Linked DNA regions of Homo sapiens: region 2 is linked to region 1. Evidence: chromatin loops called from intact Hi-C (ENCODE). Cell type or tissue: natural killer cell. All regions are shown on one strand. Each heading gives the region's core, and the rest is flanking DNA. Links, peaks and the distances in the headings are about the cores only. Region 1 has its middle 22 kb from the start of HEATR6-DT. Region 2 overlaps RPS6KB1 (ribosomal protein S6 kinase B1).

The links. A loop is a pair of places that touch in the nucleus more often than their neighbours do. Peaks named below come from ENCODE experiments on the same cell type or tissue, not always from the same donor. Only the 100,000 strongest peaks of a DNase experiment are listed, where the experiment ranks them.
Region 2: it touches region 1 in a loop (4-fold over the local background); 3 of 110 quality-filtered maps call a loop at or near these places.

What each region holds. Positions count from the first base shown.
Region 1 is chr17:60,092,963-60,109,481 of GRCh38, reverse strand. It overlaps the pseudogene LOC653653. Among named protein-coding and RNA genes, the nearest start is that of HEATR6-DT, 22 kb to the right of the region's middle. In natural killer cell, for the core only: no CTCF peak of the experiment used is centred there; a DNase peak (open chromatin) is centred at 6,721; H3K27me3 peaks cover 352 bases.
Region 2 is chr17:59,909,493-59,926,011 of GRCh38, reverse strand. RPS6KB1 (ribosomal protein S6 kinase B1) reads right to left here. Exons shown (of 15, transcript NM_003161.4): 2 at 15,401-15,450; 3 at 13,208-13,328; 4 at 11,309-11,377. It also overlaps the pseudogene RPS29P21. Among named protein-coding and RNA genes, the nearest start is that of RPS6KB1, 25 kb to the right of the region's middle. In natural killer cell, for the core only: CTCF peaks have their summits at 11,362 and 11,564 (motif pointing left); a DNase peak (open chromatin) is centred at 11,551.

The DNA of each region.
Region 1 (16,519 bases), core at 3,123-11,122:
AGATCATCATATTTTTATTCATTCACTTAGCAAATACTTACATCGTGCTTGTGCTGTGCTAGGTACTGCTCCTAGACCTTGACTCCTCATGACATCCTGAGGGGAGAACTGTAATGATTCTGTTTCATACATGAGAAGACTTTGGCTCAGAGAGGCAAAGTAACTTGGCAGAAGTCAGACAGAAAGTAGCTGGTTTGGAAACCAGGGTCTGCAGTGCCCAGGCACTTAATGACTATGTTGTCCTTCCTGATTTATTAAGGCTTTATTCCCAGAATTACTCAAATCCTAAAGAATAAATCTTATTTGATGGGAGTATCAAATGAGATTTTAAGTGGGAAAATATCTCATTAATGTTAACAGTATATGTTTTTAAATAAGATTTTATTATTTTTCTAGCAAAAAGCTTATAAACTATATCGTTTGTTTTATTTTTAAAAAAAGGAAACTATAAACCCAATATTTTAAGAAATGACTTCATTCACTTAACACTTTTGAGCTGAGTCTCTCCTCTCATCAGTTCTCTGTGAGCAGAAAAGAGGGAGGCTTAGGGGCTTAGGGGATTAGGGGTCATGGTCACTGGGAAATGCAACAGAAACCTGTCGGAGCGCCTAGAACCTAGAAGAGTTAGCCATAGTAAATCGGTTGGTGCATATCCTTATAGAACTTTTATTTTGTAAGGGTGTGTGCAAACTAGTTATTATGTTACATCTTACATACATTTACAACCTTCCTTTTTATACCTAATGTATATTTTTCCATGACCTTGAATGCACTTTTATAACTTTTTTTTAGGTTTTAAGGCATTTTATTGCTAAGTTCCACCTCCTAGATTTGGGAAAGAATCTAAAAAACACATATTTGGTGCCTTCTGTGTGCTCTGCCCAGTCACACACGTTATTCTATTTAACCTTCTGATGACCTAGGTTTCTTCACCACTCTCTTTTAGAGAGTTGCTCCCAGCAGTCATGTGACTCATGTAAGGCCATGTTGCTCCAGGTGGCTTGCAATCCAGGTTGGCTGAACTTCCAACTACATTCTCTTTGCTGTGCACTGTCCAAAAGTAAGGAGAGTTTCCTGCCTCTGGAATTCTCTATGTACAGGTGCCACCAGTTGTTTTCTTTGTGCACAGAAGAAAGTAAAACCCAGAGGCCACTATTAGTGATGGAGATGCATTGTCAGGAGAGGACAGAAGACAGGTAGAAGTTGTCAGAGCTCTCATTTCTCCCACATGGGCTTGTACCATATGCAAATGGTTTCATAAGCATATGGTAACAGTGTGTTCAGCCACAAGAGGGAGAACAACTTGGAGCTGGAGATCCTTCTTCTCATGCCTCACCGTACTTTTGACTTCCCGAAAAAAAGGATTCAAGTGGCTCATTTTGGCATCTTGCAGTATAGTGTATTTCCACTGGGCAGGGAGTCGCAGTCTCTCTTACGCTCAGGCTGGCCACAGCGGCTTTCCTGGATATGTCTTCATCCTGGTTCAATCCTAGGGCGGGGGAACAGGGTTGCCCGCACCTTCCTAACAGAGCCAGGCTCCCAAGTAGAGCAGCTGAAGAGGGAAAACAGTAACTGCAGGCTGCAGAACTCATTGTCTGGAGCAATATCTGGGGACTGGGGCAGGTCCTCGGCCCACCATGGTGATGAAAAGTGCTCAAATCATCAAAGAGTAAAAATTCTACACCAAAACCCACACTTTCCACAATAGTCATGTGGATTTCTCCTCCTAGCCTGAGGGCATTTCTCGGGTGCTCCTTTCTGTGTATGATTCTTCACCTCCAGGACAGCCCAGCTCCAGCACACTCAGGACAGGCTATGCCTGATTCTGCCTGACATGCTCCAGGCTTAGGAAACTGGCTCCTGCGAGCCTGGGCTGCCACCCCTCTCCCTGACTCTGGGTTCCAACCCTGGCTTCCTGGGGTGCTTGTGGCATGGGATGGAGTTAATGGTCAGCCTGGGAGTTGGAACTTCCACATTGTGTTAGCCTTTAAAACATCAGTGTCAGCCAGGAACTCAGAAAAGATAAAGACTCCAGACTGCCAAAAGCCCCTTCTCTTAAAGGGATGAGTCAAAGGCTTTCTTCCTTTCCCACATCCCAGGCAGGATTCATCTCTACCCTATTCCCAGAATAAACAGAGTCCCATTAGGTTTTCATGCCTACAATTGTCCCCAATTTGTACTAAAGAGTAGTTGGTTCCAGACAGGAAAACCATAGCCTCCACTCTATAGAGGGTGAGAAATGTGTGTATAAACAGCCTGCATTCGAATGCAGATAGTCATGGCAGGCTGGATGAAGACCACCACTAGTTCAAAAGATGCTTCTTTGAGAATTAGAAAAACGCCCCCTTCCAGTAGACAGAGTCCCATGGGTAAACAGACAGCACCTGTATCCTATTTAGGAAAAGTGTCCCTCCCTCTAGGTGTAGGCAGTGCCAGGGTGGAGCACTTCAGAAATGACACTGGAGATGGATGATGGTCCCACTCATCCTGGCCACCAGACATAGTTGTTCAGTGCACAACCTGGAAAATCATGCATGTCAGCCCTGGTTAGAGTGGATGAGATGAAAGTATGGGGAGATCTTATACTTGTGCTTTCATTTCCTGTTACATCTTAAGTATAATGTCATTCTCATTGCACAGACATGGAAATTAGGGCCCAGAAGGTGAAGTGATCTGTTGAAAAATAAATGGCAAGGCTGGTCTCTTCAACTCAAAAACCAGACCACTTTCTACCATGCCATACTGCCTCCTTGCCTGAAGCACTTTTAAAGAGCCACCTTCTGCCTACGTCTGCATCCTTTAGTTTTCTCAAGGCACAAAATCTTTAAGAACCAACCACCCAGCATCTTTGCATATCTTGTGTCCTGGTGTGGCAGCTGCTGACCACATCCTGAGTCACGCTCACGGCCAAGCTCCCCCACTCAGGACCATTTGTCTGTCCAGATTCATCTTTTCCTGTTCTTTGCAAAGTCCAGCTAGAGCAAGCAACTTCTTCCCAATGGGTTTTTCCCATCTCTGGTTGGCTGGCTGGCTGGGCTTCCTCTACAAACCCGCCCCCGCTTTCCCCTAAGCAGGGCCTGGTGGCCCTGTCCTGTGGAGCTGGGCTCATGAGGGCATCTGACCAGGGGCAGCTATTCCTGGTGCTGTTGTCATTGTCCTGTTTCATGTATGAACGTAGCTGCTGGCCATGTTCACAAATGAAATGTGAAATTGTAATTACTTTGGTCTTCATCTGGAGGTCCACTGAGAAGCCTCATACAAACTTATGGCCCTGTTCATCTTAAAGCGTTTTGATTCATACTTTCGAATGGCCTCATGAGGACCTTTTATAAAGTAAAAATGTTAGGCAACCACATGATATCCATTGACCCAGTGAGGCTGTTTTACTGGATATAAGAGGTTTGACCCAGCACTTTGGGAGGCTCAGACAGGAGGATCACCTGAGGCCAGGAGCTGGAGACCAGCTTGGCCAACATGGCAAAACCCCATCTTTATTAAAAATACAAAAAAAAAATTAGCCTGGCATGATGGCACATGCCTGTAATCCCAGCTACTCGGGAGGCTGAGGCACAGGAATCACTTGAACCGGGAGTTGGAGGGTGCAGTGAGCTGAGCTGAGATGGTGCCACTGCACTCCAGCCTGGGCAACAGAGTGAGACTCTGTCTCAGGAAAAAAAAAAAAAAAAAGAGGTTTGAAAAAATGGTAGCACGTACTTATGTTTTCACAATATTTTATGTATATAAGGATTTACCAACCTCATGCATTAAGTGCTATCCCCAAAAGACATGCAGTTGCTGTAGGAAAAAACATCAAGTTCTGAGCTCCTACTGTTTGCCAGGCATATTCTGAGATGATCACGTTTAAATCTCAGAGTTACCCTGCAGAGTAGTCAGGGTATCACTGCCTGACAGATGAAGAAGCTGAGGCTTACAGCAGTTAAATGACTTATCCCAGGCCACATAGATAATGAGTGGGAGAGCCCAGGTCTGTCTGTGAGGTATAATGAAATTAGCATAAACCCTCCACATTGGTGCCACTTGAATAAATTAACATATTCTCTCACAGAAAGTATTTTATTGGGCATAACATTTTATATGTTTTACCATTTAACATTAGTTGTGGATCTTCCCACATCACATAAATATGCCTACTTCTTTTTGGATTATATGATTACTAATCAGCGGATTTACTATAATTCATTTAACTAATACCACTTTTGATTGTCATTTTATTTGCCTAATGTTTTTTCCTTTTGCACAGATAGATGTAATAAACATGATTTTATAGTAATATTTTTGTCTGCCTGTGAAAATGTTTACTGTACAATAAACTCCTAGGAGTAAAACCAGGTCAAAGATTATAAATACAGTATTTATTTTCATAAATATTATCAAGTCAGCCACAAGTGTTTAAATCACTAATGGCTTCAGATTATTGTATTTAATGAGTAAACACTTTTATAGGGTTTGCTTTTATAAACACACTTATTTGTCAGATATCATTCTAAATGCTTTACAAAATTAACTTTTTCAATTTTTAATATAACCCTGAGATGTATATTATGATTATCCCCATTCTACAGATAAGAACACTGAGGAGTTAATTAACTTGCCACATATCTAGGAAGTGACAAGGCTAGTTGCACAGCCAGGCAGTCTGGCTCCTGAGTCCACATTTTAGACAACACTATACCTCCTGGTTCTTTTGAGGCATTACTACTGGAACTACCCTAATACTCATGAATAAACATTTCTTTTGGGGAGGGTCAAATAAAATTTTAAACAGAAAAGCGTTTCACCAACTGTCAAGCTCATAAAAGTTGTACATTATCCACTTTTTTCATGATGCCCACAGATAATTTATTAATGATATCATCTATTTTAAAAGACATATGTAAAACCCAACCCTTAAGAAAGGATTCCTATCACTGTTCCCCACAGGCACCCTCCTCAGTCTTACACCTTTCCACCCCCCAAAACAAATCATTCAGCATATTTATTTCATACTGTAATATAGGAAATAGCTATTTTTTAGACTTTTTATATTATTAGCACTGATCATACAAACATGGAATAGAAATTCCTTATGTTTTATCTGGATTTAAGGTGATACATAATGGAATATATTTCTATCAAGCCGTACACATTAGAGATAATGAAATCACTTGTGTTCTAGTTTAAACATTATGGGAATTTCAGAACTGCAACATAACAAATAATCCTCGGATGAAAACTAAATCTCTCCTCTGGTCAGGCATCTATGTGCATCAGTGAGGAGAAGACAGGGACTGTGGAAGGGAAAACAGCGAGTCAGGAAGGACTGTGGCCACGTCCATTCCCTGGTCCCTCAAGTAATTAAATCCTGACCTCCTCTACCCCAGTCTGTCCTGGGGAATGGCCAACACTGGCCTTTCACAACTGTGTGTTACTAGAAATGCAACAGAAACCCAGCTGAATCCCCTCCTCTGCCCTTCTCAAAGGAAAGATCTGTCCCAGGACCATTTGTTCCAACATTTTCAATTATGAGAACTGGGAAGATAAAGTTATTTTTACATTTATAAAGAAACACATATTTATTCACACTCATTACAGGAAGGTCAGAATCTATACAAAACCAAGAGGATTTTTAAAATCCCATAATACCACCATCAAAAGAGCCACACTTAGCATGTTGGTCCACAGGCTTCTTAGCACCCTCTTCTGTTGGTGTATGCACAAAATGCACAATCACATTCTGTCTACATTTTATAATTTGCCTGTTTGTTGATTAACACTATATATTGAACAATTTTTAAGACCTGCAACATATGTTGACAACATTACTTCCAAACAATGTATTTACAAATAAATGCACACACACACTATCTGTCTTATATACAACGTGTCTTACTTTCTAATTCTCCACTCTTGAAGATTTAGGTTTTTCCAACTTTTTCTTAATATATTCACCAGGAGTCAGCAACTTTTTTCCATAAAAGGCCAAAGAGTAGGCCGGGCGCAGTGGCTCACGCCTGTAATCCCAGCATTTTGGGAGGCCAAGGCGGGCAGATCACGAGGTCAGGAGATCCAGACCATGCTGGCTAACACGGTGAAACCCTGTCTCTACTAAAAACACAAAAAATTAGCTGGGTGTGGTGAGTGTGGCGGCGGACACCTGTAGTCCCAGCTACTCGGGAGGCTGAGGCAGGAGAATGGCGTGAACCCGGGAGGCAGAGGTTGCAGTGAGCCAAGATCGCACCACTGCACTCCAGCCTGGGCGACAGAGCAAGACTCTGTCACAAAAGAAAAAAAAAAAAAAAGGCCAAAGAGTAGATATTTTAAACTCTGCAGGCCATAGGTTTCTGTTGCAACACTCAACTCTGCTGTTGCAGGGAAAGAAGCCATACACAATTTGTAAATGAATGGGCATGACTGTGTTCTTCCCGACATGGTTTGCCAGCCCCTGATGTATAACACTACAGAGGATGCTGTTAGAATGAAATTTCTTTACATATCTCTGATGATCTCCTTAGGACTAATTACTAGACATGACATCATGGTAGCTGTGGGTCAAAGGGCATGCATGCTCTGGGATGTACATTCCCAGATTGCTCATCATGAGCCTTTCTCATGTCAAAATGTTTTGTGACCACCAGAAGGCTGGTTCTGCTTTTATTACCCATGGAATGAGAAATAGAAATGACATGGCATGGCCCTTCCCCACAGCACCACGGCTTCTCTTCCTCAGCACGGCGACAGGGGCTTCCCCTTTGCCGCCGCCGCCGGCCAAGCTCCGCCGCCACCGGCCAAGCTCCGCCGCGCCCGCGGCCCGCGGCCGCCATGCAGTTTATGTTGCTTTTTAGTCGTCAGGGAAAGCTTCGACTGCAAAAATGGTATGTCCCACTATCGGACAAAGAGAAGAAAAAGATCACAAGAGAACTTGTTCAGACCGTTTTAGCACGGAAACCTAAAATGTGCAGCTTCCTTGAGTGGCGAGATCTGAAGATTGTTTACAAAAGATATGCTAGTCTGTATTTTTGCTGTGCTATTGAGGATCAGGACAATGAACTAATTACCCTGGAAATAATTCATCGTTATGTGGAATTACTTGACAAGTATTTCGGCAGTGTCTGTGAACTAGATATCATCTTTAATTTTGAGAAGGCTTATTTTATTTTGGATGAGTTTCTTTTGGGAGGGGAAGTTCAGGAAACATCCAAGAAAAATGTCCTTAAAGCAATTGAGCAGGCCGATCTACTGCAGGAGAAAACAGAGACTATGTATCACAGCAAGAGTTTCACTGGGTTTAAGAAAGCGTACTAGAATACCTGCTGGAGTACTGACACGCATCGAAATGTAGTAGGGTATATACATTCAGTTTGTAATGACAATTCTGTCAAGTTTGTTATTTATATTTTAGCATTACCTGAAAAGTCTAATTACATTAAATCCCAAGGGATAGTCCCAATTACTTCATTAAACTGGTATTTTCATAGGGAATTTTGCTTGGATAATGATCCATTATTGGGGCTTATAATTTATTTTTTACACAGAATATGGAAATAGCTTCAGAGGTTCATTGACAAAAAAGCATTCATTAAATACTGTGAATCACTAATGCCATTGATACAGAAGAATTTCCCTATGAAAATGAGAGCTTCTGTGAGAAAATGAAGTAGTTGGGAGTTTAATTTCTTACTAATATGATTTTAACTTGCTGCTTCATTCCACTATATTCTGAGTTGGGGGAAAAGGGCAGCTATCTCTTTAAAATATTTAGGAATTCTTTGAGGATTAAAATGTAACTGGCTTTTGTCCTCAGATACGTTTGTAATTAATGGTTGTGTAAGTTTAGGGATTTGTTAGATATTTTTCTTGGAACAGTTTACATGATTTTGTAGTTCAATATTTCAAAGTTTCAAATTGAATAAATATTAAAATGAGGATACTTTAAAGACACTCAAATAAGCAATTTTAAACTTGCTTTCTGGTGGGGATATAATCCCTTTGAGAGTCCGAAAGATGATGGGCCGTCACCCCAGGAAAATTTGTACATCATTTTGTTTCTAATTTCAGGGAACTCTCGGAGCCCCTAGAAGTCCTTCTGTAGACACTCAAATCTGGAGAGTTTGTTAAAATCTGTCTTGAGGATTTTTAAAAAAGTAATATCCTCAGTCTCAGTCAAATTCTTTGGATTTTTTGCTTTTGTAGGTATAAGTAAACAGTTAAAAACCTTCATTGCTACTTAAAATACCAGATGAGTGACTACTTTTCCAGTTTTTTTGGGAAAGATTTTTCTCTAGTTTCTTTAGTTTATGTAATACAAATGTACTAATGAATTTAAACACTGGTGGAAGGGAAATATTCTAATTGAATTTTTGGTCAACTCAGTATTGACCAGATGACTTACACTGAAAATCTTTTCATAATATTAGTAGTAAATATAGTGTTTTAGGATTTTGTAAAATTTCTGGAGGATGTCTGTCATCATTTTGAACACTGTATGTAGTAAAGTTAGAAAAAAATGAATCTAAAGTCTTGGGCATTGTTTAGAAGTTAAATATTCAGCCTTAAACCAAAGAAGGAAAGCAAACAGAAACTTAAGTTTTAGTTATCTTTACTGTGAACTAAATGTTCTAGAAATCTGATTGTGTCTGTGTCAGTTTGTATACTGTGTGTAAGAATATATGCATTTCTTTTGTAGCCACGTCATGAATATTTTAATGTCCCTGTGTACTAAATGACTACTCATCGAGTATGCAGAATTTCACAGAGGAAATAGAATGCTGATATACATATGAAAGAAAATATCCTCAGCATGGTGATTTATTGTCTTGTATAATAATAGTAGAACATTTTAGAACTAGTACTTTTATGATTGTATTTTTTTCCTGTTCACATTCCAAACTTTTCTGTATTTTCATTCTATATGTGATCTTGATACAGCTCATTCCTCTCTGCAACTGATTTAATCTCATCTTGATAAAATATGACCTAGAAGTGTTTTGAGTAATATTAAATCTTAAACATATACATATTATTAATGAACCATCTGTGATTTATCTTATAAGAGGAAAACATGACAATCATTAAAATGTTTACCAAAGAAAATATAGCTGAAGTGCTAGGTCAAAATAAGCAGTGCCATAATATATAGTGTGGTTTGGTCTTCAAATATTGAGGTTAAAAAAAGAAACTATTTTGTGTGATTATCTTACAATCTGTATGAGCTAATGTGTTCTAATGTATCACATAAAAGTATATGTGAAAATATTACAAGAAACTAAAATTAATTTGTACCATTATATAATATTTAAGGTTAAAACATTCAGTATTAAGAAATTTTGTAGTGCCACATTTATTGAATCACATTTGTGCTATATAATAATATCAAACAATCCCTTTAAGAACTTATTAGAGAGCTATGTCTGAAGTCTGTTCTGCAGTATCTGTTGCTGAATAATAACTCTTTCAAAGCATTAATGCTGAGTTTATATAGTTCAAAAATTCTAATATTCATTCAGTTTTAATACCTAAATACTTATATTTTACTAGTGATGGCATTCTAATATATTAAGTCCTCATTTAAATACTTAATACTTTGTTAACTGTGGCATTATATTTCTGAATTTTAAAACCTTTAATATTGGTAACTATTGCATATTCTTTTAATAAAACATGCAGCATATTTTTTTATAAAAGGAAAAGAATTCATTGTTTATATATAGACAGCATAAAGCCTAAGTTAAGTAAGTTATTAAACAATAACTTCACAAGATGTTCAAATCGATTTACCACTGAAAGAAGATCTATGAAAATGTGTTTTGACCAAACTTAGTATTAGGCAGGTACACAGATAAGATTTTCCATTCTTAACATTCTCACTGTAATGCACTACATTTGAAGCACCTGGATGTGCTATCAGGTGGGAAATTTAGCATTATATATTGGAAGCATTGAGAAACATTGGTCTTTCATTTCTATTTTTCCCCTCCTTTCCTCCTCCTGCCCCATAATATATTATTCATCTGGTTTTAATGCTACATAAATATGCATTGTCTCATGTCTGTTTGCGTTGGATGCCTTGTGCTAAGCTGTAACAAAATGTTGCTTCTTTTGCTGTCTGTATACAGCTGCTTGCTTTAAATTAGTAGATTCTGAAATAGCTTTCCTTGCATGTCTAAAATAAAAGTATTGCATATAAAAAAAAAAGAAATGACATGGCATGTATGCAGGATATTTAGTCATCATATAGATAATCCTTGTGCACAAGGGTATTCTACATTCTTTCCCAATAAGTCTACATCTGCCAGAGTTGAAATAAAACAAAACAAAACAAACCTATTTAGCACCTTCTGTATAGCAGGCCCATTCATATATGTTATTGTATTTAATTCTCAGAATTCTTATGACCTAGGCATTTAAATTAAAAAAAATTTAGTTGACAAGGATTGTATATATTTAATGCATACAACATGATGATTTCATATATGTATATATTGTGTACTAATTATCACAAATTTATTACATCCATTATCACCTATGCTGTACATTAAATCTCCAGCATTTGTTCATCTTACAACTGAAAGTTTATAGCCTTTGATTAATAGCTTCCCATTTTCCCCACCCCCAGCCCTTGGCAACCACCATTCTACTATCTGTTTTTATGCATTTCACTATCTTAGATTCCACATAGAAGTGAGATCATACAAAACTTGTCTTTCTGTGTCTGGCTTATTTCACTCAGCATAATATCCTCCAGGTTTATCCATGACAGGAGTTTCTTCTTTTTAATGGCTAATAGTCCATGGTTTATATACATATTATTTATCCATTCATCTGTTGATGGGCACTTAGGATGTTTCCATATCTTAGCTATTGTGAATAATGCTGCAATAAACATGGGGCACAGATCTCTCTTCAAGATTCTAATTCCATTCTGGGGAGTATATATCCTGAAGTGGGATTGCTGAATTGTATGGTACTTTCACTTCTAATTTTTTGAGGCACTTCCATACTGTTTTCCATAAAGGTTATACCACTTTACATTCCAACCAACAGTGTACAAGGGTTCTCTTTTCTCCACACTTTCACCAACACTTGTTATCTCTTCTCTTTTTTAGAATAGCTGTCCTATCCTATGTGGCAATATCTCATTGCGGTTTCGATTTGCATTTCTTTGATGATTAGTGACATTGAGCACCTTTGCATATGCTGGCTGGCCATTTGTATGTCTTCCTTGGGGAAAAAAAAGTCCATTCAGGTCCATTACCTATTTTTAATTGGGTTATTTATGTATTTATTAATTTTTGCTATTGAGTTGTGTGAATTCCTTATATAATTAACCCCTTATCAAATATATGGATTGCAAATATTTTCTTCCATTCCATAGGTTGCCTTTTCATTTTGTCATTGTTTCCTTTGCTATGTAAAACGTTTTAAGTTTGATATAGTCCCATTTATTTATTTTTGCTTTTGTTGCCTGTGCTTTGGTGTTATGGCAAAAAAATATTATTGCCAAGACCAATGTCAAGAAGATATTTTCCCTATGTTTCCTTCTAGGAGTTATATGGTTTCAGATATTACATTTAAATCTTTAATCCATTTTGAGCTAATTTTTTGTATATGATGTAAAACAAGTGTGCAATTTCATTCTTTTGCAGGAACTTTCCCCAACACCATTCATTGAAGAGAGTTTCCTTTCTACATTGTGTATTCTTTTTTGTAAAAGTAGAGTGAAAGGAAGCCTATTAAGAAAGTAAAGGAATAAAAGAATCTACATTGTGTATCCTTGATGACCTTGTCAAAGATTAGTTGACCATATATGCATGGGGTTATTTCTGGTGAGCTTGGTAGTTTTATCTCCCTCATTTTATCGATGAGGAGGCCAAGTCTCAGAGAGTTCATAGACCTGCCTAAGGTCACTCAGCTAGAGGTGGTACAACCAGGGTTTGAATTGAGATCTGCCAAGCTTCCGAGTTTATTCTTTTTCCCCCACACCAAGGATCCTCAATTCTGCCTTACTGACATCAGGATCCAGTCAATTCTTTGTGATGGGGGCTGTCCTGCACCTGGCAGGATGTTTAGCAGCTTCTCTGGCCTCCACCCACTGGACGCAAGGGGAATGCAGAAGAGTCTTGCTCATTCTCCCATTTAATCCTCAGGACAATATCTGACATAAGTGTTATGTCTTTTATTTCATAAATGAAGAAAATGAGACTCAGAAAGGTTTAAGTCAGTTACCTAAGAACACACAGACAGCAAGAGGTAGAACTAGGAACTGAACACAGGTGTCCACATGGGACAACAAAAAATGCAGTTTCCAGCTTCTTTTGAGTCTCTCATTTCAATAGTTACCATCATCTGGATACGAGCTGAAGCACAGGAAACCTGGGCTGAACTCTCCTCCCATCAGGCCTAGGAGCCCCAGACCAGAACCCCAGCCCAAGGTCTCCCAGTCAGGCCCGCTGGAGGGAGCTGGCATCCACACTGGCCAGTTTCCCAAAGCTACAGGGATGCCAGTCTCACTGCTGATGAACAAAAGGAAGGGCATTTGCTTCTCCTGCAGGCTGTCGGGATTTAACACAGATTCCTTTTCTTGCTCTCTTCTCTCGTAGCACAAAACAGGGTGGTCCATCCCCCTCCCGCTGTCCCAAGGCTTTGTTGCATGTTCTCTTTAATTTCTCCCACTCTTGCAGTGCACCCTACCTGCATCTCCCTGGCAACCATTCTGCTCTATCCTCTCCACACCTGGATCACAAGAACACTTGGGAGGCCCCTTAACAAGCTACATCCCAAATTATCATTCCCCTTTGTCCTCAGCCAGTGCCCAGGTCCAACTCGCTCTCCTGCGGTGACTTTCTTTCCTGCCCAATATGGTTTCATCATCTGTAAATTGGGGATAATTAAAGTCTTGATCCTGATATTTGACTCTCAAAGCAGAAGTAGCAAGCTCAGCCAAATCACTTAAACAAGAGGAGACGTTCCTTGTGAACCAAAAGGGCACTGGTCAGAAGGGCCGTTCCTTCTTCTCTCAGGCCTCTCCAGCACGCCCTTGGCTCAGCCAAAGAAGAGACTCAGGCTGTGCTTCTATGCCATCGGGATAACATAGGTACCTTGTCCTTGACCCTGCGACTTTAACAGTTTCCTCCTGTGGCTCAGTTCTACAGCTTCAGTGACACAAGGTGGTTTTTGCTCAAAATGGCCTTTAATAGGTTAAATTACTTCTCTGTCACTCTAAGTCTGTGTGGAACAGTTCTAAGTAAGAGACATTTATTCCCCTGATCCCAAGGAAGGGAGGAAAAGGCAATGACATTAACCACGTGTTGGACCTCAGCCACTGGAAAACCCTGGTGTTGGCTGCTGCCAATGCAACCGGGGATAGCATCACAAACATCAAGCGATGCCAGGAGGCCCTGCTTCATTCAGGGAGCAGGGAGTCGGGATAGGCATGCATACCTGTTCTTATTCAGCAGAGACACTTCCTCTTTATCTATTTCTGGGTGAGAACCAGCACCATTTCCCTGGTGATGGGGGCCCCAGCTAGGAATCATATAGGGTAGGATGCTACCCTATATGGTTTGAAATATCATGCTGGAGTCTGAAATGGTCATGCTGGACTGCAACACCTTGTGGGTCCTCAAATGATTATGAGTTTCTGCCCTCAGGCACATAAGGCCCCAGCAGAAGCAACCTGAGAGTGGACCTGAAACAGCATGGGTATGTGTGTCTGTTGAGGAATCATAGAGAAGGTTTCTATTCAATATGGACCTCAGGGCCATGTTCGCCTGACTCCAGTCCCAGCACAGCCACTCACAAGCCTTGACTGTGAGCAAATCACTTATGTTCTCTGAGTTCCAGCTCCCTTATTTCTCTAATGGGAATTGGATATCTCACTACAACTCTGCTTTTGTGCAACTGGCCACAAGAGTTGCTTGCTAAGTGTGAAAATCCCTTACTGACATCAGAGGCCTCTCCTTCTGTTTCCCTGCTGATCAACAGCTGTGGCCAAAAGCTGACTTTAGCCAAAAGCTAAATTTTTGCAAGAATTTAATATAAATTTATATTAAATATAGAAATAGAAACAAAAGGGCTAAATCTGCCTGTGTTACAGGATCTTGGTTAATGCTAAGATCTCAAATGACCTGAGTCAATTACGTAGTCTCTTTCTCTGCCAAGATGATTAAACAGTCCCTAAAATAAAGGCTATGGGTCTTGGGTTCTCCCAAAACTTTGAGAAATAAAGAGGGGACCTCTATGCTGGGTTGTAACAATTGCACCTCTCACCTGATAGTGGCTTGTGGTATCCTTGGAGTCTAAAATCTACATGATGCTCCCTGGGAAGTGGCTGCTTTCTGACTGGTATGCTTGGATCTGTGCAATGGACAGTCATTGGTGGCCCAGAAATCTTTACTTACTTCAGGCTGGTCCAACTCCAAAAAAAAAGTGTCCACTCTACCCTTTTTCTCCTCTTCACTGAACTTCCCTTTCTCAGTTTCATGCTGAAACCCCAAGACTCACAAATATTACCTTCTTCTATGCCAACAAAGTGCACAATGATGTCACCCCAAAGTCTTCCGGCCTCACCAGCCAATAGGAAGGAATGAAATTACATCTGAAATACACCATGGGCTGGCACTTCCTAAATGTAACATGACTATAGTATTCCACAACTATAACACTGCCATTTTTTCAGAAAAAAATTTATAATTGTTCCATGGCAGGCAGGTCTATGCAAACCTACCCCCAAAGTACAAGGAAGCTGAGAGGCTGAAGAAAGAGGCTGACAAATCCTATCTCTTAGAAGGTAACATTTAATAGGGACCTACAAACAGAAGCCATGTCTGTGTCTCTGGTGGTGGAGAGATGAGATGGTGGATCCCTGCACCATTACCCCACAGACCCAGGGCTGATATACCACAGGAAAAGGGCATACATGATTCAGAAGTGATGTGTAGAACAATTAAAGTATGATAACACCAAAGTTGTTTTGACCTAAGAGCAGAATTTACAGTAAGTATGTGCTGTTACACAAGGAATAACAGACAAACTAGAAATTTTATTTATTTTTTGAGATGGAGTCTCGCTCTGTCGCCCAGGCTGGAGTGCAGTGGCATGATCTCGGCTCACTGAAAGCTCTGCCTCCCAGATTCTCTTACGCCATTCTCCTGCCTCAGCCTCCCGCATAGCTGGGACTACAGGCGTCTGCCACCATGCCCAGCTAATTTTTTTGTATTTTTAGTAGAGACAGGGTTTCACCATGTTAGCCAGGATGATCTTGATCTCCTGACCCTGCGATTTGCCCATCTCGGCCTCCCAAAGTGCTGGGATTACAGGCATGAGCCACGGCGCCCGGCCACAAACTGGAAATTTTAATGGCCTTCCCAGAGCAGAGGTTAATCTGAAGGCAACATGGCAGATTACAACATGGAGTTGCTTTGGCCTTCACACAGTGACTTCAAGAAATTAAGAATCCCCAAAAGTAGCCACTCTCTTTAGGAGTACAGTGGAGGGCGGCAGCAGTGGTGGTAGTGATGGTGTTGGTAGAAGAAAGAGGTTAGGCTGACTTGTCAATGTCAGCCATTCTAACTGACTTTTGAATCATTAGATTCTCCAATGAGAATCTGCATTGTCTTAATTAGCTGCTGCAACAAAAGTAAATTGTCCCAAAGCTCAGTGGCTTGAAATAACAATTGTTCTCTGTTGCAGAAAGTCAGGAACCCCAAACGGAGGGACCGGCTGGAGCTGTGGCAGAGGAACATAAATTGTGAAGATTTCATGGACATTTATCAGTTCCCAAATAATACTTTTATAATTTCTTATGCCTGTCTTACTTTAATCTCTTAATCCTGTTATCTTCGTAAGCTGAGGATGTACGTCACCTCAGGACCACTGTGATAATTGTGTTAACTGTACAAATTGATTGTAAAACGTGTGTTTGAACAATATGAAATCAGTACACCTTGAAAAAGAATAGAATAACAGCGATTTTTAGGGAACAAGGGAAGACAACCATAAGGTCTGACTGCCTGTGGGATTGGGCAAAAAGAGCCATATTTTTCTTCTTACAGAGAGCCTATAAATGGACATGCAAGTAGGAAGGATATCGCTAAATTCTTTTCCTAGCAAGGGATATTAATATTAATACTCTGGGAAAGGAATGCATTCCTGGGGGGAGGTCTATAAAGGGCTGCTCTGGGAATGTCTGTCCTATGCGGTTGAGTTAAGGACTGAAATACACCCTGGTCTCCTGCAGTACCCTCAGGCTTATTAGGGTGGGGAAAAACCCGGCCCTGGTAAATTTATGGTCAGACCAGTTCTCTGCTCTTGAACCCTGTTTTCTGTTGTTTAAGATGTTTATCAAGACAATATAAGCACCGCTGAACATAGACCCTTATCAGGAGTTCTGCTTTTGCCCTTGTCCTGTTTTCTCAGAAGCATGTGATCTTTGTTCTGCTTTTTGCCCTTTAAAGCATGTGATCTTTGTACCTGCTCCCTGTTCATACATCCCCTCCCCTTTTGAAATCCTTAATAAAAACTT
Region 2 (16,519 bases), core at 7,846-15,845, 190 kb after region 1:
GTAAACAGGGGAACCACATCTGACCTAGCAGAAAGTCTCGCTTGAAAGTTATTAAAATGAAATGTGGCCTGGACGTGGTGGCTCATGTCTGTAATCCCAGCACTTAGGTGGGCAGAGGCAGGAGGATCGCTTGAGCCCAGGAGTTCGAGATCTGCCTGGTAACAAGCGTGACCCCATTCTCCACAAAAAGGGTAAAAAAAAGACAAAAAAGAAAGAAAGAAATGTAGAAGGTAAAAAAAAGGCATTCCAGTGCAAAAGAGGACAGAATACGTCTGGGAAATCTACAAGTAGTTTGGTATGGTTAGAAGTGGTTAGAGATTAGGCTAGAGAAGTAGGCAAAGGCCAGGAAATGGAACGTCTGGGCAAAGGAAGGTCTGGGTGAAATGAACACACCTTTGGCTTTATGAAAGACACATCTAGTAGCAGTAGGGAGTATTAGGAAAGAAATGAGACTAGTTAGGAGGCTAGTATAATAAACCAACTAAGAAGATCTATAAGAAAATGAAGATAGAAAAAAATGAAAGGCTAATACATAATTTGCATTTGCTGACAAACTAGTTATGAGAAGAAATGATGATACCTTTATTTCTGCATAAGTAATAGGACAGATAATGGTGCCATTCAATATTGGCAAAAGAAAGTGAAAAAGTTTTGGGAAAATGATGCCCTGTTTTAGACATGCCAGGTATAAGTTCCAGGAAGTTACCCTGATGGTACATCTCCATAAGTAATATGGAAAGCAAATACACAGGTAATTGGTTGCAACATTATCTGTGAAAGTGGAACACTAGAAACAGCCTAAATGCTCAGACATAGGATATTGGCCCAAAACCTATGGAATCTACACAACATGTAACAAAGCTATAAAAATAAGAAAAATCAGCCGGGCGCAGTGGCTCACGCCTGTAATCCCAGCACTTTGGGAGGCCGAGGAGGGCGGATAATGAGGTTAGGAGATCAAGACCATCCTGGCTAACACGGTGAAACGCCATCTCTACTAAAAATACAAAAAAAAATTAGTCGGGCATGGTGGCAGGTGCCTGTAGTCCAAGCTACTTGGGAGGCTGAGGCGGGAGAATGGCATGAACCTGGGAGGCGGAGCTTGCAGTGAGCCGAGATCACGCCACTGCACTCCAGCCTGGGTGACAAAGTGAGACTCCGTCTCAAAAAAATAAATAAATAAATAAATAAATAAATAAAATAAAAATAAGAAAAATTTCTATAAAAACAAGATACAAAAGAGTACTTAAAAGTACAGCAGCATGGATACTATGCTATCTTTTGTACAAGAAAGGGGAAATGAGAATATATATAATATGTATCTGCTTATGCCTGCAAAAATGAAGACAACTAAGATAAACTAAAAGCTAATGATAATGGAAGGGAAGGAAAAGAAATAAGACTTTTGAGAATACCTTCTGAGTAAAACCCCAATGGTTTTATCATCCATTTTTTTCTTCCCTAAATCAAATATTACTGTAATTATAAAATGTAGATTTTTCTTTTTGAACCATATTAATGTTTAATGAGTTCCAAAAATAAAATAAAATCAACAAGGATGAGGGGTAGGAAGTACAACTGAATACAATAGGAATACACAAATTTAATTGACTATTACACCAATAACTTTACCACAGAAAGAGAAAGAGAAAAAAGATATAGGAGAAAAAGATTTTTTTTTTCTAGACAGAGTCTCACTCTGTCACCCAGGCTGGAGTGCAGTGGCATGGTCTCAGCTCACTGCAACCTCCGCCTCCCAGGTTCAAGTGATTCTCCTGCCTCAGCCTCCCAAGTAGCTGGGACTACAGGCACCTGCCACCACACCTGGCTAATTTTTGTATTTTTAGTAGAGATGGGGTTTCACCATGCTGGCCAGGCTGGTTTCGAACTGAGCTCATGATCCGCCCGCCTTGGCCTCCCAAAGTGCTGGGATTACAGGTGTGAGCCACTGCACCCAGCGAGAAAAAGATATTTAAGTAATTTTAGACTGCACACCCTTAGTGGCCTATATGTAAGCACACAAAAAATTGCAAAGAAATATTAAATCAAACTTAGTAGGTTTGTAGCTGGAAATACTATTGGTATTACAATTTTCATTATGCACATATTGTACAACTGAACAAATGAGTGCGTTTATGTTGTTACCAGAGTTCTTCTCACTGTAGAAAAAAAGGATATCCAAATATGAACTGAAAGAAGAATGTGGTCGGGCACGGTGGCTAACACCTGTAATTCCAGCACTTTGGGAGGCCGAGGCAGGTAGATCACAAGGTCAGGAGTTCAAGACCAGCCTGGCCAAGATGATGAAACCCCGTCTCTACTAAAAATACAAAAATTAGCCGGGCGTGGTGGCAGGCACCTGTAATCCCAGCTACTCAGGAGGCGGAGGCAGAAAACTGCTTGAACGCAGGAGGTGGAGGCTGCAGTGAGCCGAGATCACACCACTGCATTCCAGCCTGGGGGACAAAGCGAGACTCCATCTCAAAAATAAAAAAATAAAAATAAAAAAGAACGCTATGGAATTGGACTAGAATTAGGGCTAACAATATGAAGCACTTTGGGAAACCGAGGCAGGCGGATCACCATGTTGGCCAGGAGTTTGAGACCAGCCTGCCCCACATGGAGAAACCTCATCTCTACTAAAAATACAAGAATTAGCCACGTGTGATAGTACACACCTATACTCCCGTTACTCCAGAGGCTGAGGCACGAGAATGACTGGAACCTGGGAGGCAGAGGTTGCAGTGAGCTGAGGCAGCCTGGTGTCCAAGGGTGTGGTGAGCCATGATCATGCCACTGCACTCAAGCCTGGGCAACAGAGGAAGAACCTGTCTCACAAAAAAAAAAAAAGACCAGGTGCGGTGGCTCATGCCTGTCATCCCAGCACTTTGGGAGGCTGAGGCGGGCAGATCATGAGGTCAGGAGTTCAAGACCAGCCTGGCCAACATAGTGAAACCCCATCTCTACTAAAAATACAAAAATCAGCTGGGTATGGTGGCACGCACCTATCCCAGCGACTCAGGAGGCTGAGGCAGGAGAATTGCTCGAACCTGGGAGATGGAGGTTGCAGTGAGCCAAGACCACATCGTTGCACTCCAGCCTGGGCACCAGAGTGAACCTCCATCTCAAAAAAAAAAAACAAACAAATTTTTTTAAAAGAGAGTATAGGGCCAGGCGCAGTGGCTCACGTCTGTAATCCTGGCACTTTGGGAGGCCAAGGTGGCTAGATCACGGGGTCAAGAGATCGAGACCATCCTGGCCAACATGGTGAAACCCCATCTCTACTAAAAATACAAAAAATTAGCTGGGCGCGATGGCGCACGCCTGTAGTCTCAGCTACTCTGGAGGCTGAGGCAGGAGGATAGTTTGAACCCGGGAGGCAGAAGCTGCAGTGAGCTGAGATCACACCACTGCACTCCAGCCTGACTTCATCTCAAAAAAAAAAAAAAAAAAAAAAAAAGGAGTATAAAAAAATCTTTACAGACTAATGACAATATAGAAAAAATACAGAAAAAATAGAAAAGTCTCCATTTTATAATCACTACAGTACAGTAATATTTGGGCAAGAAACAATCCAGATAAAACCATTAAGTAAAGATTATTATAGGACAGAATATTCACACCGTTTCTATCATTCCACAGATCACTTGTTAACTACAAAAGGAAAAAGAGGCCGGGAACGGAGGCTCAAGTCTGTAATCTCAACACTTTGGGAGGCCGAGGAGAGCGGCTCACCTGAGGTCAGGAGTTTGAGACCAGCCTGGCCAACATGGTGAAACCTCGTCTCTACTACAATTACAAAAATTAGGCAGGCGTGGTAGGAGGCACCTGTAATCCCAGCTACTTGTGGGGCTGAGGCAGGAGAATCGCTTGAACCCAGGAGGTGGAGGTTGCAGTGAGCCAAAATTGCACCACTGCACTCCAGCCTGGGCAACAGAGTGAGACTGCTTCTCAAAAAAAAAAAAAAAAAATGCCCTTATTCTTAGGAGATGTATAGATGAAATTAGGGGTGAAGTGCTATGAAATCTGCAGTTAACTCTCAAATTGTACATGAGGAAAATTTATTAACTAAAATTTATTAACTAAAGGGCTTAGGGCCAAAAAACAGGCATTGTAGGAATCAAGTAAGTCAAAAGTGAGAAAGTTATTGTTCTATGAAACCGCAATATTTCAGAGGTGGAGAACACCTTTGGCCAAAGGTTCTAAAATGTACAGTGGGAGGTGAACTAATGCCGTAGGCAATAGTATTTTGCTTCCATGGTATATTTTTGCTGCAACTGGTAGGGTCGGGTGATGGCTGTTGATAGTCTTTTCCTCACTATTCCACTCTAAGCAAATACCTGAATGGTACCATTCCTATAAGAAGTAAACAGTCCCAGGAGAACTAATAAATCCAGACAGAATGTCCAGATTGAAACAACTCACTTAAGGGGATACCTGGTTCTACTCTGATTTCATCTTAAAGTCTGGGGGAAGAGGTATACACTTACCACACACTCAGGTCAGAGGGGTTAGTACTCTGCCTCCAGGATAATTAAAATCAGAAGGAAGGAACTCAAAGGGAGCCTATAGTCATCTTACTTGGGGATTTAGAAATGAAAGCCCTGAACTTAACCCTAATGACATCTTTATTTTCATTATTTTTGCTATGAGCTTGCTTTCAAGGACAAGGAAGGAGACAGTATCAGATCCTCTAGCCAGGATTAAGAAAAGAACCCCAAGAATGGGAAACAATGGCAACCAAGCAAAAGCAGAGGCAAACAGCTTAGGTCCTGGATCCCTGGGCCCCAGAATGAGGCCTGACACTTAGCAGTAATTAAGTCTATGGATTTCCCAATATACCACCCCACCCACCATGAGTGGGGAAAAAAAACAAGCACTCTTTTTTTCACTAGATACCTGTGCCAAAAACATACTTCACCCAAGATCTAATTATGCCTAATATGGTCAGGCCTGATTATCCGACATAAATAACACATCACAAGGAATGAATCAGTTAAGAATCTTGACCAGAGGCTGGGCGCAGTGGCTCACGCCCATAATTCCAGCACTTTAGGGGGCTGAGGTGGGCGGTCACTTGAGGTCAGGAGTTTGAGACCAGCCTGGCCAACATGGTGAAACCCTGTCTCTACCAAAAGTACAAAAATTAGCCAGGCGTGGTGGTACACACCTGTAGTCCCAGCTATTTGGGAGGCTGAGGCCCTAGAATCACTGGAACCCAAGAGGCAAAGGTTGCAGTGAGCTGAGAACGCTCCACTGCACTCCAGCCTGGGTGATGTAGTGAGACTCTGTTTCAAATAAAAGAAGAAATCTTGACCAGTACTTCTTTTCACATTTCTGGGACAAGCACTATTATGCTGCCTTCAATTCTATACCTAACATGTTTTACAGATTAAAAAATCATTAATCTAAAACAATTCCAACAGGAAAGTCAAATAGCTGATATCAATGTCAACCCACTGAAGAAGAAACTGATGTGAAGAATAGCTAGATGGCTTTTTAAAGACAATTACCAATAAAATTGTGGTCACAGTATTTGTTCCTCAGCTTTCAAACTGAGGAGTCATTTATACTGCTTAAATAAAAATCAGCAAGAAGGACCAAAGTTTTACAAGTCTTATAATTTTTTTAAAAAGTCACTTTGATTGTCTTTAAAGTAGTTCTCCACTGGAACTTTTGTTTTAAGACAGTGGAGGCCGGGCGCAGTGACTCATGCCTGTAATCCTAGCACTTTGGGAGGCCAAGAAGGGTGGATCACCTGCGGTCAGGAGTTCGAGACCAGCCTGGCCAACATGGCAAAGCCCTGTCTCTACTAAAAATACAAAAATTAGCTGGGTGTGGTGGCGGGCACCTGTAATCCCAGCTACTCAGGAGGTTGAGGCAGAAGAATCACTTGAACCCAGGAAAAAAAAAAAAGACAGTGGAATCTTTTCAGTAATCAATCCCAAACAAGAATAAGAAAACAAACACACACATAATCCATCAGTAAAACTAGAAGACATGTGGAATCCCACACCTGAAAAGACAGAGTGGGGATAAAGCAATGGTCCATGATGTAGCAGAGTGGGGTAAGATCAAACCTAAGTGCCTGCAAAGGGGAATACACAAAAGAAGTTGAATCTATCTATAGAACCCCAGCAAGGTTCAAACATTAGAGGAAAAATTAGAAGGAAGGGAAAAAATTAAAGGAACTGAAGACTGTAGAAGGCAGAAGGTGGAGTGCTAAAAACAGGGAGATCATCTACAAGTCTGTGTAAGGAACAGACAGACCAAAAAGGCTCCCATCTCCATACTAAGTCGAAGAACTAACCCTAGGAGAGTTAAATTCCCCGGGACAAAAAAAAAAAGTGAAAGATTAGATCCACAGAGTAAAGTACTAATGTAAAAACTCGAGTTTAGTGAAAGTCCGCGTGTTGAGAGGTAAGATCTCCATCTTCTCTCACTCAGCTCCAGAATGCTTTTTCCAGGCAAATGAATGGCAGAACTTTCTTAGCACCAACTGATCCTCCCCAGAAAAAAAAAGATCTACAGACAATATTTACTTATTTATTTATTTGAGATGGAGTCTCGCTCTTGTTGTCCAAGCTAGAGCACAATGGTGCAATCTTGGCTCACTGCAACCTCCACCTCCCAGGCTCAAGCGATTCTCCTGCCTCAGCGCCCCCAAACCAGCTGGCCAGGCTGGTTTTGAACTCCTGACCTCAGGTGATCAACCTGCCTCAGCCTCCGAAAGTGCTGGGATTACAGGCGTGAGCCACCACACCCAGCCCTACAGACACTATTATTTGAAGTTGTTGATCAAGTGCCAGCTAACCACTTGACTACCCTGCAGAGAAGCTTACACACACAGAACTTCTGATCAGCTTTTCAGAGTTCTACTCTTAAATATGAATAATCAGGCCAGGCGCAGTGGATGGGTTATTGAGGCCTAGGTGGACAGATCACTTGAGGTCAGGAGTTCGAGATCAGGCTGACAACATGGCGAAACCCTGTCACTACTAAAAATGCAAAAATTAGCCAGGCAGGGTGGCACATGCCTGTTATCCCAGCTACTTGGGTGGCTGAGGCACAAGAATCGCTTGAACCCAGGAGGTGGAAATTGCAGTGAGCCGAGACTGTGCCACTGCACTCCAGCCTAGACGACAGAGCAAGACTCCAACTCAAAAAAAAAAAAAAAAAAAAGAATAATCAGTGAATGACACCAGACATCTAAAGAAGGCCTCTAACATGGAACAAAGTGACTAAAACTGACTAAATCAAAGTCAAAGAAAACAGAAAGTCAAAAAAGAACATGCGTAAAACAAAAGAACATTTCAAATAATTATAATTAAACTCTCAGAGAGGCTGGGCGTGGTGGCTCACACCTGTAATCCCAGCACTTTGGGATGCCGAGGTGGACGTTTTGCCTGAGGTCAGGAGTTCAAGACCAGTCTGGCCAACATGATGAAACCCGATATCTGCTAAAAATACAAAAATTAGCCAGGTGTGGTAGCGGGCACCTGTAATCCCAGCTACTCAGGAGGCTGAGGCAGGAGAATCGCTTGAACGCAGGAGGCAGGGGTTGCAGTGAGCCAAGATCGCACCACTGCACTCAAACCTGCACGACAGAGTGAGACTCTTGTCTCAAAAAAATAATAATAAACATTAAAAAAAAATAAAACTCTCAGAGGGGTAAGAGAAGATATTATACTCATTAAACAGGTTGCTATAAAACAAAAACAACAGAAAGAATTCTGGAGAATCACAAATACAACAGCTTTAAAAAAAAATTTAGTCAAATGGCTGGGCACAGTGGCTTACGCCTGTAATCCCAGCACTTCAGGAGGCCAAGGCGGGCGGATCACCTAAGTCAGGAGTTCGAAACCAGCCTGACCAACATGGAGGAACCCTGTCTCTTCTAAAAATACAAAATTAGCCGGGCATGGTGGCACATGCCTGTAATCCCAGCTACTCGGGAGGCTGAGGCAGGGGAATCGCTTGAACCCAGGAGGCGGAGGTTGCGGTGAGCCAAGATTGCGCCATTGCACTCCAGCCTGGGCAACAAGAGCAAAACTCCATCTCAAAAAAAAATTGAGTAGAAGAAAGTAAACAAGACAAAGAAATGGAAACGTGGAAAAGATAAGAAAAATTAGATGATCGGTCCAGGAGATCCAACATCCAACTAATTGCAATTCCAAGAAGAGAAAACAGTGGGAAGGAAATTACCAAATAAATCACATAAGAAAATTTCCTAGAACTGAAAGACTAAAGCTTTAAGATTAAAAGAATAAAAATAGGCTGGGCACAGTGGCACATGCCTGTAATCCCAACACTTTGGGAGCCAAAACAGAACAACTGCTTGAGGCCAGGAGTTCCAGGCCAGCCGGGGAAACACAGGAAGACCTTGTCTCTACGAAACATTTTAAAAATGAACTGGGCGTGGTGGCATGCATCTGCAGTCCTAGCTACTCAGAAGTTGTGGCAGGAGGATCGCTTGAGCCCAGGAGTTACAGGTTACAGTGAAGTATGATCACACCACCACACTCCAGCCTGGGAAACAGAGTGAGACCCTGTCTCTTAAAAATAAATAAATTAATTAATTTAATTAAATAGGCCGGGCGCAGTGGGCCATACCTGTAATCCAATCCCAGCACTTTGGGTGGCCGAGGCGGGTGGATCACTTGAGCCCAGGAGTTCAACACCAGCCTGGGCAACATGGTGAGTGCCCATCTCTACATTTTTTTTTATTAGCCAGGCCTGGTGGTGCGTGTCTGTGGTCCCAGCTACTCAGGAGACTGAGGTGGGAGGATAGCTTGAGCCCAGGAATTTGAGGTTGCACTGAGCTATAATTGTGTCACCGCACTCCTGTCTAGGTGACAGGGCGAGACCCTATCTCAAAAACTAACTAAATAAAAATAATAATCAAAGTCAAAGCAACACACATCACTATAAAAACTTAGATCAGAAATAAAGAGAAAATCTTAAATATTTCCACAGAAAAAATAGGCCATGTGTAAACGACTGGGAATCAGAATGCCAAAGCACTTCAACAGAAACTCTCAAGAATAGAAGAAAACTGAGCAAAATTCTAAGTGAAAATAATTTTCAACTCCAATAACATAAACAATCAAGTAAATAAAAATGTAAAGAAATTCTCAAATATGCAATATGGATATATTTTTATTATAAATGTATCTTTATATACCTTGTCTGAGGGAGCCACTAGTATAGTGTCACCAAAACAAGGACATAAACTAAGAAAAAGGGAAAAAATGAAGATATGGGATCCAGGAAACAAAAGATCCAACACTGAAGGAGCCAAGAGGATTCCAGGGTTGTGGTGAAGAAAGAGTCCAGTCATAACAGTTGTGACTAAAGAGCTACCACTCCAGATGGGAACAGGTGGATAGAAAGTTCCTAAGATATGCCTCTGGGAAATAAATGGAACTGATAGATTATCTTATAAGCCTGATCAAAGAACATTAGACTGAAAGGTGTTTTACAAAGTTGTTGGAAGACATCAGAGGACAATAGTAGATTCAAAGAAAGCAAAACAAAATGAGAGGATGAGGATAAAGGAGGGTGAAGTAAACAAGAAACAAATCCTTAACTCGCATAAAAGAAAGTTAATACTGCCAGGCTCGGTGGCTCACGCCTGTAATCCCAACACTTTGGGAGGTCAAGGCGGGCCGATCCCCCGAGGTCAGGAGTTCGACACCAGCATGCCAATATGGCGAAACCGCATCTCTACTAAAAATACAAAAATTAGCCGGGTGTGGTGGTGGGCGCCTGTAATCCCAGACACTCAGGAAGCTGAAGCAGAGGAATCGCTTTAACCTGGGAGGTGGAGGTTGCAGTGAGCTGAGATCACGCCACTGCACTCCAGCCTGGGCAACAGAGTGAGGCTCCGTCTAAAAAAAAAAATTGAAAACTGCTGAATTAAAAAGATAGCAGTTGGCTGGGCATGGTGGCTCATGCCTGTAATCCCAGCACTTTGGGAGGCCAAGGCGGGCAGATCACCTGAGTTCGAGACCAGCCTAACCAACATGGAGAAACCCCATCTCTACTAAAAATACAAAATTAGCCGGGCGTGGTGGCACATGCCTGTAATCCCAGCTACTAGGGAGGCTGAGGCAGGAGAATCACTTGAACCTGGGAGGCGGAGGTTGTGGTGAGCCGAGATCACTCCACTGCACTCCAGCCTGGGCAACAAGAGCAAAACTCTGTCACAATAAAAAAAAAAAAAAAAAAAAAAAAGATAGCAGTAGGCCAGGCGCAGTGGCTCGTGCCTGTAATCCCAGCAGTTTGGGAGGCCGAGGCAGATGGATCACCTGAGGTCAGGAGTTCGAGACCAGCCTGGCCAATATGGTGAAACCCCGTCTACACTAAAAATCCAAAAATTAGCCAGGCGTGGTGGTAGGCGCCTGTAATCCCAGCTATTAGGGAGGCTAGGGCAGGAGAATCACTTGAACCTGGGAGACAGAGGTTGCAGTGAGCTGAGATTGTACAACTGCACTCCAGCCTGGACAACAGAGTGAGAGTTCATCTCAAAAAAAAAGAGATGGCAGTACATGCTTATTACTTAGAAATAAGGAGATCAGAAACAGTGAAGAGTTACCTCAGCAAAGAATTGCAAGAGCTCTCTTTTCCACACTCACCAAGCAGAAATAAAAATAGGAATAACAGTAATGAAACATACCTCACATTCTAAAAAGTATTGCAACTGTGTTAGAAATACATTTTTTGCCGGGTGCGGTGGCTCATGCCTGTAATCCCTGCACTTTGGGATGCCGAGGCAGGTGGATCACTGAGGTCAGGAGATCAAGACCATCCTGGCCAATATGGTGAAACCCCGTTTCTATCAAAAATACAAAAAAGTAGCTGGGCGTGGCAGCATGCACCTGTAGTCCCAGCTACTCGGGAGGCTGAGGCAGGAGAATTACCTGAACCCGGGAGGTGGAGGTTGCAGTGAGCCGACATCGCACCACCGCACTCCAGCCTGGGCGACAGAGCGCGACTACGTCTCAAAAAAAAAAAAAAGAAAAGAAAATAAATACATTTTTTCTGTAAGAGACTGGGTCTTACTACATTGCTCAGGCTACCCTTGAACTCCTAAGTTCAAGCAATCCTCCTGACTCAGTCTCCCAAGTAGCTGGGACCACAGGTGTGCACCACTGTACCTGGCTTGAGATACATTTTTTTGACTGCAAATTTTAGGCCAAAATGTTACAACAATTAAAAATATGATATGATTGCTTCCCAGCCTTTTGGCTGAGATCAAGTGTAAAAATATGGTGTGTGAGGACTAAAAAGGGGGAGTGGAAATCACCTTTTTAAGCACCTTCATGGCAAATATTTTCCCAGTATTTGCTCCTGTTACTTTTCGTACTTGAAAAACCTGGATTAAAAAAAAGTGTGTGTTATTCAAAGGCAAACTATGTCAGGCATACTCCCTTAATTCCTAGTTATAAGAAACATATGCCACAGCAGTTTATATTATAAAAACTATGTGCAAAAATGATCAGCTAAAAGAACAGACCACATTAATGATCATGACTTTCCTGTTTGTTCTGCTGCCATCTGGTGGTAATGTTGGACAATGACCATCTAATAATAAACACTGTTACTTTATATTAATATATAAAATCCTACTTAGAACAAGCTATAAACAGTGTTCCCAGAGGCATAATACCACCTTAAAAATTATAAAATATTTCATAAATTTCTTTCAAGGTTGCTTGCCACTGCCCTTGCTTCACATAAAACTATTTAAAAATAGTTGGCAGTAAAAATTATAAAATATTTCATAAATTTCTTTCAAGGTTGCTTGCCACTGCCCTTGCTTCACATAAAACTATTTAAAAATAGTTGGCAGGAAATTACTGTTTACCTATTACTTAAAATAGTTTGTACTAATACTTGGCCCTCTGAATCTACAGGTTCAGCAGCCGTGGATTCAACCAACCGCAGAATGAAAATATTTGGGGGAAAAAACAATAAACAATACAAACAATAAAAAATAACACAAATATGGCCAGGTGAGGTGGCTCACAACTGTAAACCCGGCACTTTGGGAGGCCAACTCGGGTGGATCACCTGAGGTCAGGAGTTCAAGACCAGCCTGGCCAACATGGTGAAACCCCATCTCTACTAAAAATACAAAAATTAGCCGGATGTGGTGGCGCACACCTGTAATCCCAGCTACTCGGGAGACTGAGGCAGGAGAATCGCTTGAATCTGGAAGGCAGAGGTTGCAGTGAGCTGAGATCGTGCCACTGCACTCCAGCCTGCGGGAAAGAACGAGACTCTGTCTCAAAAATCATAAAAAATAAAATAAAAAATTAAGCATATGGGAGGATGTGTGTAGCTTATATGCAAATACTATGCCATTTTATATAAGGCACTTGAGCGTCGGCAGATTTTGTTATCTGCAAAGGTCTTGGAATCAGTTCTCCCTTACCCCTCCCCCATACTGAAAGACAACTATAAACATTTTCATGCAACACCTAAAACATGTGAGATTCAAAGTGCATGTGTTGCACATTCAGGATGATTAGAAATTACAATGTGTTCTTAAGCATAAGAATAGGCTACAAATGTCTGCTTTGCAAAAATTAACACTACACAATAGCAAAAATAATTCTTAAAACTTAATACTAACCAAGTTATTATCTAAATTATTTTGATAAGAGAATAGTTTGGTAAAAAGTTTTGTGGGCAGAACTCATAAAAGTGACGTCTTAAGTTGTAAAGCCTTGGGCAAAACTGTGAAACTAAATAGTTTTCTTCCCCCTTTTTATATTCCTTCAGCTTCCCCAATTCTATTGCTCCAGAAAACCAGTTGAGATTAAGGTCTCAGTAACAGATAACAACTCAGACTGCCATGTCTCTTGTAAGCAAGGAGGGCTTTATTTTTAAAGAGGATACCATTTAACCAAAGTAAAGAATGAACCCTTTAATAATAGACTTTGCCTGGTACAGTTGTCTATTTATGTATTCTATGAACCTTGACTGAGTACCTATTATGTGCCAGGCTTTTACATGTGTGGTGGTATGAAAAGAAGGGAAAACTGAACTTCTGTACATCCCTCAAACATACCAGCTAAGTGGTCATGATCACATCCTTTGCTGATAGCTGACAAAGACTGAAGATGACTGCTGGAACCAGGGCATAAAAATCAATCTATTCAAGACAGACAACAGCTCTCATTTCAAAAATATTGCCTACCTTTCCATAGCCCCCTTTACCAAGTACCCGAAGTAGCTCAAAACATTCTGGTCTGATTTTTTCTGGCCCTCTGTTCACACTAGTTTCTGAGATTTCAAATTTCTCACAATGTTCCATGCCACTGGGAAGAAAAGCAAAACCAAAAATAAATTTGCAAAAAGTTAAATTACTTTCAGCATATAGTCAAGAAAAAGGAGACAGAGAAATGTAATCTAAGTAAGTAAAAGTAAAAAAGTACATGACACCAAATTATTTGTGCTCTAAACAAACAGAACAGCAGGTCAAGAGGAGGGTGGCCTGATAATCGTTTGCCTCCTTGTTCATAGAATGGGCAATCAATTATTTACTTATTTTTATAATTGTTTATTTTATGCATAAAGGGGTACTATGGTTTTTCATTGGGTAGATGCCTTGGATAATCCATTCAAGTAAGATCACTTAGTCCAACTTAATGAAATCTATATCCTTCGTTTACTGATAGAAACACTGGCGCACATATTGAGGCCGTATTTCTGGATCAGACCTTGCCAGTTTGAGCAGACACAACAAGAGCAAGAACCCTGATTGAATTTTCATGGGTGACTCCAATACAGCTGCTGGTGACCCATCTTGCTCTTAGGAGTGCAACAAAGTAAAAGAAGACAATTATTTATTTTCATAAGCATCAAGCACCCCAAAGCTAAGGTAAGTTAGAAAAAGTTCATTAAGTTGACAAAGAAAAAAAGTCTTGCAGTTATTCAAATTTACTTCATTGAAAATATCTATGAAATTAGGTATTATCCAACCTCATTTGGCAATGTCAGCAGAAAATCAGGGATCTTTCCAAAACTACCCAATTAGTTCACATCATAGTACAAAACTTCTTCTCTGTATCTGTTTTTTCAAGTTATTAGCTTGATTTAAAGAATCCAATGGGCGTGGTGGCTCATGCCTGTAATCCCAGCACTTTGGGAGGCTGAGGTGGGCGGATCACTTGAGGTCGAGAGTTCAAGACCAGCCTGGCCAACATGGTAAAACCCTGTCTCCACTAAAAATACAAAAATTCCAGCCTAGCCAACATGGTGAAACCCCGTCTCTATTAAAAATACAAAAATTAGCTGGGCGTGGTGGCAGGAACCTATAATCCCAGCTACTCAGGAGGCTGAGGCAGGAGAATCACTTGAACCTGGGAGGCAGAGGTTGCAGTGGGCCGAGATCATGCCATCACACTCCAGCCTGGGAACAAGAGCGAGACTTTGTCTCAAAAAAAAAAAAAAAAAAAAAAAACCCAACAAAAATTAGCCAGGTGTGGTGGTGCGCTCCTGTAGTCCCAGCTACTTGGGAGGCTGAGGCAGGACAATCGCTTGAACCCAGGAGGTGGAGGTTGTGGTGAGCCGAGATTGTGCCACTGCACTCCAGCCTGGGTGACAGAGGGAGACTCCATCTCCAAAAAAATAAAAATAAAGAATCCAAAAGGGGTAGCAATTGTCTCTGTCATTTAAATGCTTTCTACATGAGTGATCTATCTTCTCATTCTCCTCCTACACTAATGCTTTTTACTTGAGAGTACAATACAGAGCAGATTAATCACCATACTCACCTAATGGAGCTTGTCTAAAATGACTTAAGATTACATGAATTTCTTTTTTGTTGTTGCTGTTGAGACGGAGTCTCGCTATGTCGCCCGGCTAATTTTTGAATTTTAAGAAGAGACGGGGTTTCGCCATGTCGGCCAGGCTGGTCTCGAACTCCTGATCTCAAATGACCCGCCCACCTTGGCCTCCCAAACTGCTGGGATTACAGGTGTGAGCCACTGTGCCCAGCCGGATTGCATGAATTTCTGTTTGAATGACTGTATGAATTTCTGTTTGTATATTTAAGCAAAACAGAAAGCATTTGACTTTTTGAGGCATTTCTACAAATTTTTCTGTAAGAAAAGATTAAAACTGTGGCTCTTTAAACTAACAACTCAGATTCATATTTAGTACTCTGAATCTGAATTAATATCTTTTCCTCAAAATCCATACATAATCTCAAAACTCTGATAGGTTATATTGATCAGATTTTGGTGCCAAATTCAATACATCGAGTTGATAAATATGACTACATATTTAAGAACAGGTTACAGGAATCACATGATTGCTACGAAATAGAACTGATAAAACCTACTTGTAAGAAAGACAACACAATGAAAATCTCTTCATATAAACTTACAGTTCATATGGTCCAACTCCCCCATGGTCCATGCTTTCATTTAACTGACCCTGAAAAATATGTTAAAAGTTTCAGAAATAATCTAATAAACATAAAATTTAAAGGTTTAATTCTTTGTCTCATAACTGAAAGAGAATGAATGAAATAAACCAGCCTAACAATTCTCTTATACTTCAACAACAGGCAAATATGGTAATGAACAAAACACAGTACACAAACAACACTATGGGAATTTCACTCTAAATTATTTTACAAATAGAGATGAGGTCTTTCTATGTTGCCCAGACTGGAATGCAGTCAATAGCTATGAAGGGGTATGATCATAGCATACCAGAGCCTTAAACTCCTCAAGTGATTCTTCTGCCTCAGCGTTCCAAGTAGCTGGGACTATAGGCACCCGGGTTTTTTTTTTTTTTTTCTTTTTTGAGATGGAGTCTCACTCTGTCACCCAGACTGGAGTGCAGCGGTGCCATCTCAGCTCACTGCAACCTCCGCCTCCCAGGTTCCAGTGTTTCTCCTACCTCAGCCTCCTGAGTAGCTGGGAGTATAGGCATGTACCACCATGCTTGGCTAATTTTTGTGTATATATATATATTTTTTGAGATGGAGTCTTGCTCTGTTGCCCAGGCTGGAGTGCAGTGGCGCCATCTCGGCTCACTGCAACCTCCACCTCCCAGGTTCAAGTGATTCCCCTGCCTCAGCCTTCCGAGTAGCTGGGATTACAGGTGCCTGCCACCATGCCTGGCTAATTTTTTATATTTTTAGTAGAGATGGGGTTTCACATATTAGCCAGGATGGTCTTGATCTCCTGACCTTGTGATCTGCCCACCTCAGCCTCCCAAAGTGCTGGGATTACAGGCGTGAGTCAACACTCCCGGCCCTAATTTTTGCATTTTTAGTAGAGATGGGGTTTCATCATGTTGGCCAGGCTGGTCTCGAACTCCTGACCTCAGGTGATCCGCCCTCCTCGGCTTCTCAAAGTGCTGGGATTACAGGCGTGAGCCATCACACCCGGCCCCAGCTTTTGCTTTTAATTTTATATGACAGGCTGGGCATGGTGGCTCACACCTGTAATCCCAGCACTTTGGGAGGCCGATGCGGGCAGATCACGAGGTCAGG